Regions from separate parts of the Homo sapiens genome. Here all the other regions are linked to region 1. Evidence: chromatin contacts called from ENCODE Hi-C data. All regions are on one chromosome and are shown on one strand. Each heading gives the region's core, a stretch centred on a gene start or an enhancer-like site at or near the end of the contact. The rest is flanking DNA. Distances are from core to core; before and after follow the strand shown. Region 1 holds the start of ARID3B (AT-rich interaction domain 3B). Region 2 overlaps LOC124903529 (a long non-coding RNA gene). Region 3 holds the start of NPTN (neuroplastin).

Region 1 (4,309 bases), core at 1,563-4,062:
TTGTAGAGATCGTGGAGAGCAAGTTGACTAGAAAAATATAATGAAATTTCTAGTCACAGTTCACAGTCCTTTTTTTTTTTGAGACGGAGTCTTGCTCTGTCACCCCGGCTGGAGTGCAGTGGCGCGATCTCAGCTCAATGCAAACTCCACCTCCCGGGTTCAAGCAATTCTTCTGCCTCAGCCTCCAAAGTAGCTGGGATTACAAGTGCTTGCCACTGCGCTCAGCTAATTTTTGTATTTTTAATAGAGACGGGGTTTCACAATGTTGGCCAGGCTGGTCTCGAACTCCTGACCTCATGATCCACCCACCTCAGCCTCCCAAGTGCTGGGATTACAGGTGTGAGCCGCCGCACCTGACCCACAGTCCATTTAAAGTTGGTCTTTATTAATGTAGTGACGCCAATCTGTTCAGCAGGACACTTTTTCTTTTTTTGAGGTGGAGCTTTGCTCTTGTTGCCCAGGCTGGAGTGCAATGATGCAATCTCAGCTCACTGCAACCTCTCCTCTCAGGTTCAAGCTCTCCTGCCTCAGCCTCTGGAGTAGCAGGGATTACAGGTCTTCACCACCACGCCCGGCTAATTTTTGTATTTTTAGTAGACAGGGTTTCACCATGTTGGTCAGGCTGGTCTCAAACTCCTGACCTCAGGTGATCCACCCGCCTCGGACTCCCAAAGTGCTGGGATTACAGGCATGAGCCATCGTGCTCGGCCTCAACAGGACAATTTTTTTGTTTTTGAGATGAAATCTTGCTCTGTCACCCAGACTGGAGTGCAGTGGCGTGATCTCGGCTAACTGCAACCTCCGCCGTCCAGGTTCAAGCGATTCTTCTGCCTCAGCCTCCCCAGTAGCTGGGACTACAGGCATGCGCCACCACACCCAGCTAATTTTTGTATTTTTAGTAGAGACGGGGTTTCACCATATTGGCCAGGCTGGTTTCTAACTCCTGACCTCGTGATCCGCCCACCTCGGCCTCCCAAAGTGTTGGGATTACAGGCATGAGCCACCACGCCCAGCAACAGGACAACTTTCTATGACAAGGTACAAGCAAGGAGAAACACATAGGTCCATCCAGGGTGAGGGATTTCGTTGGGGAAAAAGGAGTGTTGTGGTGGGATTAAGATTAAGTAGGGGCAGGACTGTATTAATGTACCACTGAATCTAAAATGGATAAGGAAGGAAGTGAAGAGGGGATTAATGTATAAGAGATAAAGTAGAGGCTTTCAACCGATTAGATGCTCTGCTCTGATAAAGTGAAAGAACAGGCCGGGTGCAGTGGCTTACGCCTGTAATCCCAGCACTATGGGAGGCCGAGGCGAGCGGATCACCTGAGTTCAGGACTTCGAGACCAGCCTGGCCAACATGGCGAAACCTGTCTCTACTAAAAATGCAAAAATTAGCTGGCTTGGTGGCGCACACCTGTAATCCTAGCTACTCGAGAGGCTGAGGCAGTAGAATTGCTTGAACCCAGGAGGCGGAGGTTGCAGTGAGCTGAGGTTGCGCCACTGCACTCCAGCCTGGGCGACAGAGCAAGACTCCTTCTAAAAAAAAAAAGTGAAATAACAGTAATAACAGTTATGCTGTAATTCTATTTTTTTTGGGGGGGGGGAACAGTGTCTCTGTCACCCAGGCTGGAGTGCAGTGGCACAATCATGGCTCACTGCAACCTCCGCCTCTCCTGGGCTCAGGTGATCTCCCACCTCAGCCTTCCGAGTAGATGGGACCACAGGCATGCGCCAAAACGCCTCATTAAACTTTGTATTTTTTGTAGAGATGGGGTATCGCCTTGTTGCCCAGGCTGCTCTCCAACTACTGGGCCCAAGAGATTCGCCTGCCTCAGCCTTCCAAAGTGCTGAAATTACAGGCGTGAGCTACTGCATCAGGCCTATAATTCAAAAGTAGTCAAGCTGAGAGAATAGCAGGCTGTGGTTGAAAAGAGGGTTGTTCAAATTACTGAGTCGTGACGCGATAGCGTTTGGAGGGACAAGGTCCAGGTTTTAACTGGGATTGGGAGGCTGATATAAGGGTCGCTAAAGACGAGGCCCGATGTTGAATGGGTTGGCCACATAGGCTCTGAAATTATCAAAGATGGTCAGACGGGAGACAGACAAGGAGCTGGATACACAGATCGGCAGATTATCTCCAAACGGGGTGAAGTAGGTGACAGAGTCTAAGGGGAAGGGCTGAAGAAGCAAGTGTTTTTACAAGAGGTGACAGCACCTGGCACATAATCCCGACCTCTGCAAACTGAGACCTGAGAATACTAATTCATGTGAGAAAGTTTCAAGGGACGCAACATTCTCGGGACAGCCAGGTCTCTGTCCCAGGAAGGAGCGGAGAAGTTTAGAGACAAGCTGATCTAAACACGAGAACCTCTGAGGAAGACCGGCTTGAAGGCAGGAGATTGAGGAGGGGACCGAAGCGACGGCAAACCCTACACTCCTCTGCTCTTTAGTTACTTTCCTCCCAGCCAACCGCCCAAGCCACACCAACCTCCGCAATAGAAAACGCTCGGAGAACACGATCTCCCGCCCAGCTCTTTTCAACTCCCCGCGGAAGTGCTCACACCGGAACCCCTCTGTGTCCGCACTTTGCCATTGGCCGAGGCTTCCGCCCGCTTCCATTCGCTTCCTCCCACAACTCAGTCGGGCTGCGCGGTCCGTAGGAGTCACTTCCGCCTCGTCCCACCCCGCCCCCCGGTCCCTTTCTAGCAGCTTCCGGCTTCGGTCCCGCCCCGCCCCCTGTGGCCCCGCCCCGCCCCCGCCCCCGCCCCTGGCTGGCGGTCCAGCCCCGCGGCGCCGCTTCCGGTGCGGGCCCCGCCCCGGCTGTGGCCCCCGGCTGCGGAGGAGTCCGAGACGCAGCTGCCGCGCCGGGGCCTGAGCTGCCGCCTCCTCCGCCGCCCGAAAACCCGGAGTGCCCCGCACAGGTAAGTGGCCCGGGTCCGGGCTCCCTCAGGCATGGCGGGAGAGGAGGCTGCGACAGGTGGAGGGGCCGAGGCCAGGAGCCGAGGCAGGTGTAGAGAGAGAGGGGAATGCGCGAGTCGGGGGCGCGGGGACCGCGAAGGAAAGTGAGAGCGCCGCGGGAGCCCCGAGCGCCCTGTGCCCATTAGGGCATTTGAGATAAAGCGTTTGAGATAAAGCGATGAGAAGGGTGAGGGGCCCTGGAGCTGAGTGGGCGCGCAGATAGGTGGGGCGGGGGCCATCGGAAGAGCCAGCGGATTGGCTGGGAGGGTTGGTAGAGGTAAAAATGATAGGGCTGAATGGGGGGAGGTGAATAAAGAATGGGGGGAGGCGTGCAGGGGTGACCGGGAAGGTGGGCTGTGGGGCTTACAGGGGCCCGGGGCCAAAAGAATCCGGCAGCAAAAGCAGGGGAATGGTCAGCAGGCCGGGTTCAAAGCTGCAGGTAGTCCGTTGTACCCGGCTTGGTGGTCCGGGAACTTTAGGGGAAATGGGGGAGGGGCCCGTGTGAAGGGATGAAGAGGTTTAGATTTGAGACATAAGTTCTCCAAATGTAGGCAGGTGGCATTGTTTGGATCGCTGGCTGCTTAGGGACTGCGGGAAAATGGGCTCTTTGGGGGAGGGTGTGTGTATTGAGTTGTAGAACTGAGTCATCTCAGTCTTACTATAAGAGGCTGTGGGAGGGACACCTCCCCCTCTGCTGGGGACAGCATTCAGAGAAGATGGTGCCACAAGACAAGAAGCAGTTGTTCAGTGACTGGCAGGACTTGGTTGAGAAGTTATTCCGATCGTGATTGATTGACTGTAATGACTATGAGGACATTTAAAATGAACACCGAATTATTTGCTTTATTCTGTAATTTTCTTTGACCCAAATTGTTTTCATTTTAAATGAACACTTTTGCCAACTGAATTTAATGTGGATGTAAATCTTGTCATGCTTTTTTACACTGTAAGAAGAGCTAAAGCAGAATGAAAGTATTGCTGCAAGCGTAACTCACACTTTCTGAAGTGCCAAGAGAGGAAGTAAAGGCAGTAAGAGGCAAATTGGAATGCGAATCTTTCACAGAACACAAAAGGCACAAACAGGGCTATAAGATAAACAGAAAATGAGAATTTTTAATCTCTACTAATTGGCCTAGCTTTAAAAATTGTACCCTTTTTTACTCTAACCTGGAAAAAATCTTAAATCCAAGCAGTTTTTATTGCTGAAGATGTGATTACTTCTCCGTGAATTTTTGAAGATACTAAAGACACTTTGTTTTTTGTCTTTCGACCCAATCCTAAAACACTGGAACAATGCAGATATCAAGTCCCAACATGTGCAGTGCAGCTTCTTTCATGTGATGACAAAA
Region 2 (4,491 bases), core at 1,219-3,718, 570 kb after region 1:
TTGGGCTGCACCGCCATACTGTGACTGTGCTGGCTACAGTCCCATGGCGATGGGGAACTCACAGCCCCGTGCCCCTCCAACCAGAGGTCCCTGGGCTGGGCAACTTAGATAATTAGGAAGGTCTTCCTTCCCTTAAGGTCCTCCTCTGGCCTCTGGAGCTATGGGATCTGCTGTTCTTTGGTACCAGTAATCCACATGTGAGGCCCCATTTTTCTCCTAAGTCACTGTAGGATCTTGGGCCTCAGTTCTCCATCTGTTTAGCAAGGGAGAGCAGAGGAGAGCCAGTCCTTCCACTTCCCACCTGCCCTGACATTTTATGACTCAGTGATACACTGACGCCTGTCCCGTTCTGCCTCCTTGCCTTCTCTCCTCCAAGTTGCCCAGCTCCATCACCTTCCCTGCCCCTCCCTTGACCTTCCACCTCCCCTGGGCTGACAAGAGCTGAGGGTGGTCAGAAGTCGGCCCGGCTTCCCACCTGACACAGAGGACTGCTCGAAGGAGATGCTGGTCACTAAGAGCAGGGCAGCAGCTGTAACAAGCCAGCATTCTGGAAGCTCCTGGAAATCATATTGCAGAATGCTGGCCTGGCAAGGGGTGAGGGTAAGGGTCTAGGGTGGGGAACAGTGAGTTCTATATAGCAGGGGAGCCAGGACAAGTGCTGTCCATGCTGGAATGCTTCGTTCTGAGCAAGAATGACATCACAGACAACCCCTGCTCCATGCTTATTACCATGGGCTGCCCAAACCCCCACCCACACAGGGAGGGCAGCGGGAGGGGACAGAAATGAATGGGCACAAGCTGTGGCATAAATTCTGGTGGAGGATGGAGGGAAACGATGCCAGAGCATCTAGCCAGGCCATAGCCTCACAAGCTCTGTCCCTGAGACAGGATTTCTGCAACACTGGAGAGGGATGGTACCCAGCCATCCATGACTTCTGTGCCAGGCCCGACTTGTGTTTAATTGTATACATTATTAATGGAACTGGTGGCAAGGGGCTGGGGCTCAGTCTGTGACCAGCATCAGGGCTCAGTCTATGACCAGGTTCAGTGCTTTATCTAGGACCAGGACCAAGACTCATTCTGTGGTAGGATCAGGGCTTAGTGAGTGATCAGGATGAGAGCTCAGTCTGTGACGAGATCATGGGCTCAAGCCTATAGCTCACATTAAGGATCCCCTCCGGGTGGGGCTCAGAGCCAGGGACATTGTGGAAAGTGTCTGAAGGCAAGGTGGGGTCAGCTGGGAGAGAGGGGAGAAGTGGAAGCATGAAGGCCAAGAGGTCCCTGGGCCTGAGGCCAGCTGTGTGAAAACAGAAAAGAGAGTCAGGACTCCAGCTCTGCCACTCACTGGCTGTGTGATTTTGGAGAGTTACTTCCCTTTTTGAGGTCTATGTTGTCTTGTGCGTAAAATGGGAATATTAGGCCGGGCACAGTGACTCACACCTGTAATCCCAGCACTTTGGGAGGCCGAGGCAGGCAGATCACGAAGTCAAGAGATTGAGACCATCCTGGCCAACATGGTGAAACCCCGTCTCTACTAAAAATATAAAAATTAAAGCCCAGGCGAGGTGGCTCACGCCTGTAATCCCAGCACTTCGGGAGGCCGAGGTGGGAGGATCACGAGGTCAGGAGATCAAGACCATCCTGGTTAACACGGTGAAACCCCATCTCTATTAAAAATACAAAAAATTAGCCTGGCATGGTGGTGGGCGCCTGTAGTCCCAGCTGCTGGGGAGGCTGAGACAGGAGAATGGTGTGAACCCAGGAGGCAGAGCTTGCAGTGAGCCAAGACTGCACCACTGTACTCCAACCTGGGCAACAGAGTGAGACTGTCTCAAAAAAGACAAAAAATGAGCTAGGCGTGGTGGCAAGCACCTGTAGTCCCAGCTACTTGGGAGGCTGAGGCAGGAGAATCACTTGAACCCGGGAAGCAGAGGTTGCAGTGAGCCAAGATCACGCCACTGCACTCCAGCCTGGCAACAGATCAAGACTCCGTCTCAAAAAAAAAAAAAGGGGGGGAATATTAGTTAGGTGCAGTGGCTTACAACGTTAATCCAGCACTTTGGGAGGCCAAGGCGGGAGGACAGATTGAGCCTAGGAGATTTGAGACCAGCCTGGGCAACACAGTAAGACCCTGTCTCTATAAAAAATTTAAAAGGTAGCTGGGCATGGTGGGGCCCGCCTGTAGTCCCAGCTACTTGGGCGGCTGAAGCAAGAGGATCGCTTGCGCCCAGTAATTCAAGGTTGCAATGAGCTACAATTGGGCTACTGGGCTCCATCCTGGGTGACAGAGTGCGACCTTGTCTCTGAAAAATAATAATAATAAAATTTTTAAAAGTGGGAATTTTGACTTCTGTTCTGCCTTTGAGATAGAGTCTTGCTCTGAGTCACCAACATGCAAGTTACTATTTCACAAAGCACCAAGAACCCTTATCAATACCTGCCTCCCAAGATTATTCACAGGAGTGAGAATGCACTTCATGAGACAGCAGAAAAAATGGGGAGGGGTTGTTTGCTCAATTTCCAAAGGAGAATTGCTTCAGACAGGAAAATCTCAAAAGGAAACAGCCTTACTGTTGTCATGGCTTCTCCTCACAGTTCTTCTGGTCAGTTTTTATTCCCCAAAATAATGTGTACAGAGTATTTACAGTCAGAGAATGCTAAAGGATTACAACAAAAATAACACGCTCTTTACCCCACGTCAGCCTGCTCGCCAAAAGCAGCCATTTCAACTTATTCAGTTGTTTCTTCTGGTTTTTACTCCCTAAATAAAGCATTGATTTCAATTCTGGTTATCTCCCAAGAGGTCCAATTTAGATGCTGTCTCTAGGGCTCCCTATTGTGACAGAGGAGGTTCACTTACACTCTTTCTCCTCTCCTTTCAATATCATACCACCACAACTCTTGGTTACATTCACAATCACTAAAAAGTGTTTATGGCTGAAACAACTAATATACTATCTTTTTCAATCTCCTTTCCCCCACAGAGTTAATCATTGTCTCATTTTTTTCACTTGCTTATTTTCTTTGACCCATGATTAGATCTTCTGCAAAAGCCCAGTAAGATAATTCTCAATACTGATTTTCACTATCAGTTCCAGTTCCTTAATTTTTTTTTCCCTTGAGACACCCTTTCTGGAGCCCTCAGTTCTCCTGCCTCCATCTGAGCCAGAAGCTTTCCAGATCAGCAGCACAGTCGTCATCCAGAGGCTTCCCTTTGCCAACATTCTGCAACGTCATTTCTTCTCTTTCCTCTATGGATCTCTGATTTTTCTGGGTTCCATTTCTTCTTTCTTGGTTTATGCCCTTTTAGGGTGGAGCACATCCTCCAGTTCCTTCCTGAGGAAGTTTTCACGGAAGACAATTTTTTTTTTTGTCTGAAAATGTCTTATTTTCTACCCTCACACTGGGTTGATACTTTGGCTGGGTATATAATGATTTTCCCTCAGCAACTTTAAGGCATTGTTTCATAAACTTCTAGTTTCTAATATTGCTGTTGAGAGGTCTAATACTGATCTGGCTCAGATTCTCTCTCTCTCTCTTTTTTCCTTTTTTTTTTTTTTTTTGAGATAAGAGTCTTGCTCTCTTGCCCAGGCTGGAGTGCAGTGGCACGATCTCGGCTTACCTCCACCTCCCAGGTTCAAGGGACTTTTGTGCCTCAGCCTCCCAGGGAGCTGGGACTAGCACCACCACACCCAGATAATTTTTGTAATATTCTTCCCCTGAGATGGAGTCTTGCTCTGTCACCCAGGCTGGAGTGCAGTGGTGTGATCTCGGCTCACTGCAACCTCCACCTCCCGGGTTCAAGCAATTCTCCTGCCTCAGCCTCTCGAGTAGCTGGGATTACAGGTATGAGCCACTATGCTACCCATTTTTTTTTTTTTTTTTGAGACAGGGTCTCACTCTGTCGCCCAGGCTGGACTGCAGTGGCACAATCACAGCCCACTGCAGCCTTGACTTCCCAGGATCAAGCAATCCTCCCACTTCAGCCTCCCGAGTAGGTGGGACTACAGGTGTATGCCACCACCCTTGTCTAATTTTTTTAGTTTTTTGTAGAGCTGGGCCTCACCATGTTGCCCAGGCTGTTCTTGAACTCCTGGGCTCAACAATCCTCCCACCTTCGCCTCCCCAAATGCTGGGATAACAGGCATGAGCCACGGGGCCCAGCCAATCTTTAAGTTCTTTAAACAAATGTTTCAGTTTTCAGAGTATATGTTTTGCCTTTCTTTAAAAAAAATTTATTTCTGGAAGATCTGGGGCTCCGAATCCAGCTAGGATGGCTGTGGTTCCGCTACTGCTGTCTGGGGGTTTGTGGAACACCGTGGGAGCGTCCAATCTGGCTGTTACTCGCGGCTCTATGGTGAAGCTGCTCGAAATGCACTACAGTGTCCATCTGCAGTCACACGATGTGCTCTATGGGTCAGGTACTGGGCAGCAGTCAGTGACAAGTGTAACCTCCATGGATGACAGCAACAGTTACTGGAGAATATGGGT
Region 3 (4,691 bases), core at 51-2,550, 910 kb before region 1:
ACTGCAATTAGTTGCAGCTATGTGTCCCTGTTTTCCCAAAGGCCCGACCAATATCATACAGCATTTGCCACATCCCAACTCCTCCCTTCCCTAATTTATCCTCCACACTGCAAACCAACATTACACCCCCGACTTCCTGCATTTTACTCCCTTCCCTTATTTTTCGTCTTCCCCCACCCCCATCTCTATACCCAGGCCTCCTTACTTCTCTAATAAATATTCCCCCACCTCAGTTCCAACCCTTTCCCTCCATCCTCTGCTCATTTTCCTCTCCTTATTTAGAAACTCCTTTTTGCTCTCCCAACCACTACCCTAGAATGCCCAGCACTCCACCCTCTTTAGCAAACCCAGCCCTCTTCCCCCAGCTCATTTGGAGACACTGCTGCTTCTCTCTCCAGGTCCCCTACTGCAGTCAACCCACTCCCTCATCTTCCCACCCACCTTCCCTCTATCCCTAGATCCAAGGTTCCCTGATTCTTTACCCCCTCCTTTGGTCTCTAGTACTCAGCTCACCATTAGTGTTCCTCAGGACTCTCTTCCCCCCAATTTCCCCCTTATTTTTAAGGATGTCACCAGTCCTACGGGGCCTCAGTAGAATCCTGGACGACCCCAGCTCCCGGGGGGCCTGACGGACACCACCATCCCCGTCGCCCGGAACACAAACGCCGGTCTTGTGCCACCCTCCCTAAGAGCTGCGCCCCCTCCTCATCCGCCCCCGCTACTCCAGCTCCCCACGTCGGCTTCCTCCGTGTCCCCTCGCCGACCCGGCACGACGAGCCCCACGACGTGGAGCCTCCGAGTGGGCAACACCTCGGGCTCACCCCGGACGCCCCCGCCGCTCGGATAGGAGCCTCCGGTCCTCACACCCGCGCCTCCTCAAACCCGCAGCCGGTACCTCCTCTCGGACCCGCAGCCCCTCAGACGCCCACTCGGCCCCCTTCCCCGAGCTCCAGCGTCTCCTCAGGCCAGAGCCGGGCCCCCTCCGGCCCCGGCGCCCCTCAACCCCCGCCCGGCCCGCCCCCGGCGCCCCGCTTACCGTTCTGAGCGGCGCCTGGCCCTGGGAGGAGGGAGCCAGAGACCAGCAACAGCGAGAGGGCCAGGGCGCTGGGCAGCGACGAACCCGACATCCTCCCTAGCAGAAGACCCAACAGCGAATGGGCCGGGGCCAGAGCCGGGGCCGGGGAAGGGAGGGGAGGGAGGGAGGGGGCGGGCGAGTGCGCGAGGGAGTGAGCGAGGGAGGCAGCCGCGGCTCGGCTCCGTCCTTCCCCGTCCTCCTCCTGCCGCCGCAGCGCCCAGGCCTCGCGAGACCTTCGCTCCGGGTCGTGGGCGGCTGAGGAGCGACCGCCGCAAGGATCGCGAGAAGAGGCGGCTCCGACGGAGACTCCCGCCCCGCGGACTCGGTGGCCCCGCCCCTGCAGAGGCTGATTGGCCTAGCGCGAGGTAGGTCACGTGCCGAGGGCGCCTCTGGCCATGTGACGGGGCGAGGCGGGACTCCGCTAGCTCTCTGGGCAGTGGGGAGCTGGGAAGTCCTTCAGTTTACTCCTCTGTGGCCCGGGAGCACCCATAAATAAGAGGAAGCTTTGGAACACAGTACATTTCCTCCACCCATCCTGCCTTTCATTTGTTAGCGCTCTTGGCTACAGAGTTTCATACACCGTGCCTCCTTTCCTCCTTCCTCTCTTTGTCCCCGTCCTGCTGTTTCTTCCTTCTGGACTTTGAACATAGACCTCTACTGGTAACTGGCTCCAACCTCCTTCTCTCATCTGCTGTTTTTTCCTTCCAGGAAAAGTGGTGCGCCCCCTGTGCCCCCGTTACCTTGTGCTTTCCTGCCTGGACATCTGCTCCCTTTGCCTGAAATGTCCTCCTTTGCCGCCTCTGCCTACTCCCCCTCCCACCCCACATCTGGGCCTTATTTTAGCTTCATAGACTCTCAGGGCCTGAAGTTCAGCTAGCCTAATTGCATGTTCATTGACACAATTCTACAAGGAAGTCGTGTATGAACTTACATGAAGACTCCTAAGAAGCGTCTTAATGCGGAAAACATTTATTGAGAACGTGCTGTGTGCCAGGCACATAGTGAAACCCACATGAAAAGGTAGTCCCCGTCCTCATGGAGTGCACTGCCTAGGCTAGCAGAGGAGTGAGGAAGGGTCAAATGGCCCCATAGGAAAGGATCTAGCAAAGCACTCTGGAGGGTGATTGGCAGTGTGGTTACTACTGTTTGCATAGAAGTTTGGGAAATGCTCTTTTTAGGGGTATTTTTTGTACTACCCTCAGGGCTTGTGGTTGGCAAAGGAATTTCTATGGCTTAGCTCATCCCTGACTCACAGCAGACGTCCTGGGAGTGTCTGTGGAAACTCTGAGGGGCCAAGTAAACAGTCCTGGTGGCCTGACTTGATTTAAAGAGAGGGTTTGGAGGACCTGGAAGAAGGAGACCCTCGCAATCTCTATCAAGCTAAAGTGGTCTGGAACTTTCAACAGGAACTGAACAGCTGGTGGTTCCAGACCAAAATTTCTAGCAAAGGCCAGGACCACTATGGCATGTTGTTGATTGAAGTGAAAACTATGTCCTTCAAAACCTCAGGTGTGTGAGTGACAAAAAGATTGGCATGTACCTTCATCTGGACAAAGGCCATTCTGCAGACAGCCCAGTAAGGAGGGCTACAGGGCTGCCTGTGGTGGGATCAAGATTTTCAGCTGATGGAAGCTTTGGTTGGATGCAACCATTCTGCCTCATTATAGCTGTAACAAATGTGGCTCTTTGATCCTTACAACAAGAGATTCTTACAAAATGATCATGGTCTTTTTGTGGATAGGGAAGCTGAAGCCAAAGGAGGACACGAACGGCTCCAGCTCTCAGAATGTTTGTATTAATCATTAATGCCAACAATCTGGTTTGCTTGTTAATAGACTCATGGTAGAAGTGCATTTTCTTGTCCCCTTGAAGTCGGGAGTGGCATTGGATGTGCTTGGGTCAGTGAAATGTGTAAAGTAACATGCATTGCTTCAAGCAGAAGCATTTCATTTCCAGTTTAGACTCTTTCCCATACTCTTTCGTCTTGGTAGTGATTACTGATCATGACGATGAAAGCATATATCAAAACGAACCTTGTGTCAGCATTAGTCCCTGAGTTAGCATAATAAGCTTAACCCCCCTGCTAACCCATACAGAACAGGTACCCTCTGTTGAATTAAACTGTGAGATTCAAGGGGTATTTGTTCCTGTGACATAACATAGACTGTTCCGGCTAATGGAAAGATGAAATTCAAGTCCACAACACCAACATTACCATCCAGGAGCTCTGTCATCTTAGGCAAATGACCTAATCTCTCTGGACCTTATTTTCTGTCAAATGGTGCTAATGATAGCACCTACCTTCCAAGATTATAGAAGGAATAAATGAGTAAATTTATGTGCAATGTTTAGAACAGTTTCTGGTGCATAGTAAACACTCATGTTGATGTTGATGCTGCTACTACAATTCTGACTCCAGCTTTGTATTCTTCTTCTTATCTCATGCTTGCAAAAAGTGATCTGGGAAGAACATTTTTAAGTATGGGTGTTACCAGTCAACTCTCAAAACCTGCAGTTATGAAAAAACCCTTTTACCCAGGGAGAAATGTCACCAAATTCCACATGATAGTAGCTGTACTTTGTCACTTTTCATCGAGAAAATACATAATAACTAAGACCTTTTAATAATTCTGTAATTTTTTTTTTGAGATGGAGTCTTGCTCTGTTGCCCAGGCTGGAGTGAAGTGGCGGGATCTCGGCTTACTGCAACCTCCGTCTCCCGGGGTCAAGAGATTCTTGTGCCTCGGCCTCCAAAGTAGCTGGGATTACAGGCATCCGCCAGCATGCCCAGCTAATTTTTGTATTTTTAGTAGAGACAAGAGTTTTGCCATGTTGGCCAGGCTGGTCTCAAACTCCTGACCTCAGGTGATCTGCCTGCCTCAGCCTCCCAAAGTGCTGGGATTACAGGCGTGAGTGAGCCACCATGCCTGGTCTAAGTCAGTAACTTCCTTTTTTTTTTTTTTTTTTTTTTTTTTTGAGACGGAGTCTCGCTCTGTCTCCCAGGCTGGAGTGCAGTGGCGCGATCTCGGCTCACTGCAAGCTCTGCCTCTCGGGTTCATGCCATTCTCCTACTTCACCCTCCCGAGTAGCTGAGACTACGGGCTCTTGCCACCACGCCCGGCTAATTTTTTATGTTTTTAGTAAAGACGGGGTTTCACTGTGTTAGCCAGGATGGTCTCGATTTCCTGACCTTGTGATCCACCTGCCTCGGCCTCCCAAAGTGCTGGGATTACAGGCGTGAGCCACCGCGCCCGGCCTAAGTCAGTAACTTCTTTAAAAGAATTTAGGAATTTGTATTTTTTTGTTGTTCAAGATTTACATACACTGTAAAAAAAAAAAATCTCTGCAAGTGTGTGTGGCTGTGCCAGAGGATGGCTGAGCTCTTTGCAATACCTTAGAAGAGCCCTAGGGGTCCTCAGAGCTCAAGCTGAGACACACTTACCTGGCCTCGAGGGACTGCTTGTAGTTAGGCTCTCCGTTGCTGATCGCGCCCCCTGGTGGAAAGGTCTGGAATACAGCATTCCCAACTGAAAGGCTTCGCGTGGTTTGGTTTGAACGTGATTCACTCAAGGATGTTAGTCAAAAGGCTTGTACTGTTCCTAGAGTTGACCTTGAA

The links. Hi-C counts contacts between places; a loop is a spot of excess contacts on that map. Pooled maps may share reads with other maps.
Region 2: a loop to region 1 is called in a map with no recorded cell type, with 7 times the contacts of the local background. The contact joins the enhancer-like site here to the promoter of ARID3B in region 1. A Hi-C loop is called at or near these places in 3 of 37 single-sample maps with no recorded cell type and 1 of 50 pooled maps.
Region 3: a loop to region 1 is called in a map of B cell, with 28 times the contacts of the local background. The contact joins the promoter of NPTN here to the promoter of ARID3B in region 1. A Hi-C loop is called at or near these places in 2 of 168 maps with a recorded cell type or tissue (B cell and CD4-positive, alpha-beta T cell), 2 of 37 single-sample maps with no recorded cell type and 10 of 50 pooled maps.

The regions. Positions count from the first base shown.
Region 1 is chr15:74,538,408-74,542,716 of GRCh38, forward strand. ARID3B (AT-rich interaction domain 3B) reads left to right here and starts at 2,813. Exons shown (of 9, transcript NM_006465.4): 1 at 2,813-2,923. LOC124903528 (a long non-coding RNA gene) reads right to left here and starts at 2,681. Exons shown (of 2, transcript XR_007064719.1): 1 at 2,491-2,681. RefSeq lists enhancers at 2,069-2,198, 2,133-2,674, 2,249-2,398, 3,749-3,808 and silencers at 2,699-3,058, 3,575-3,759.
Region 2 is chr15:75,109,988-75,114,478 of GRCh38, forward strand. It overlaps LOC124903529 (a long non-coding RNA gene), which reads left to right. Exons shown (of 2, transcript XR_007064720.1): 2 at 1-2,341. It also overlaps the pseudogene LOC100128721. Among named protein-coding and RNA genes, the nearest start is that of PPCDC, 89 kb to the left of the region's middle. RefSeq lists enhancers at 983-1,052, 2,978-3,067, 3,098-3,147, 3,168-3,237. Within about 2 kb of position 2,469, at least 4 of the 41 ENCODE cell types and tissues checked have a DNase peak (open chromatin) inside an H3K27ac peak, as active enhancers do.
Region 3 is chr15:73,632,089-73,636,779 of GRCh38, forward strand. It overlaps NPTN (neuroplastin), which reads right to left and starts at 1,301. Exons shown (of 9, transcript NM_012428.4): 1 at 1,037-1,301. The coding sequence starts at 1,127. LOC105370891 (a long non-coding RNA gene) reads left to right here and starts at 4,329. Exons shown (of 3, transcript XR_932451.3): 1 at 4,329-4,649. RefSeq lists silencers at 818-1,077, 1,158-1,457.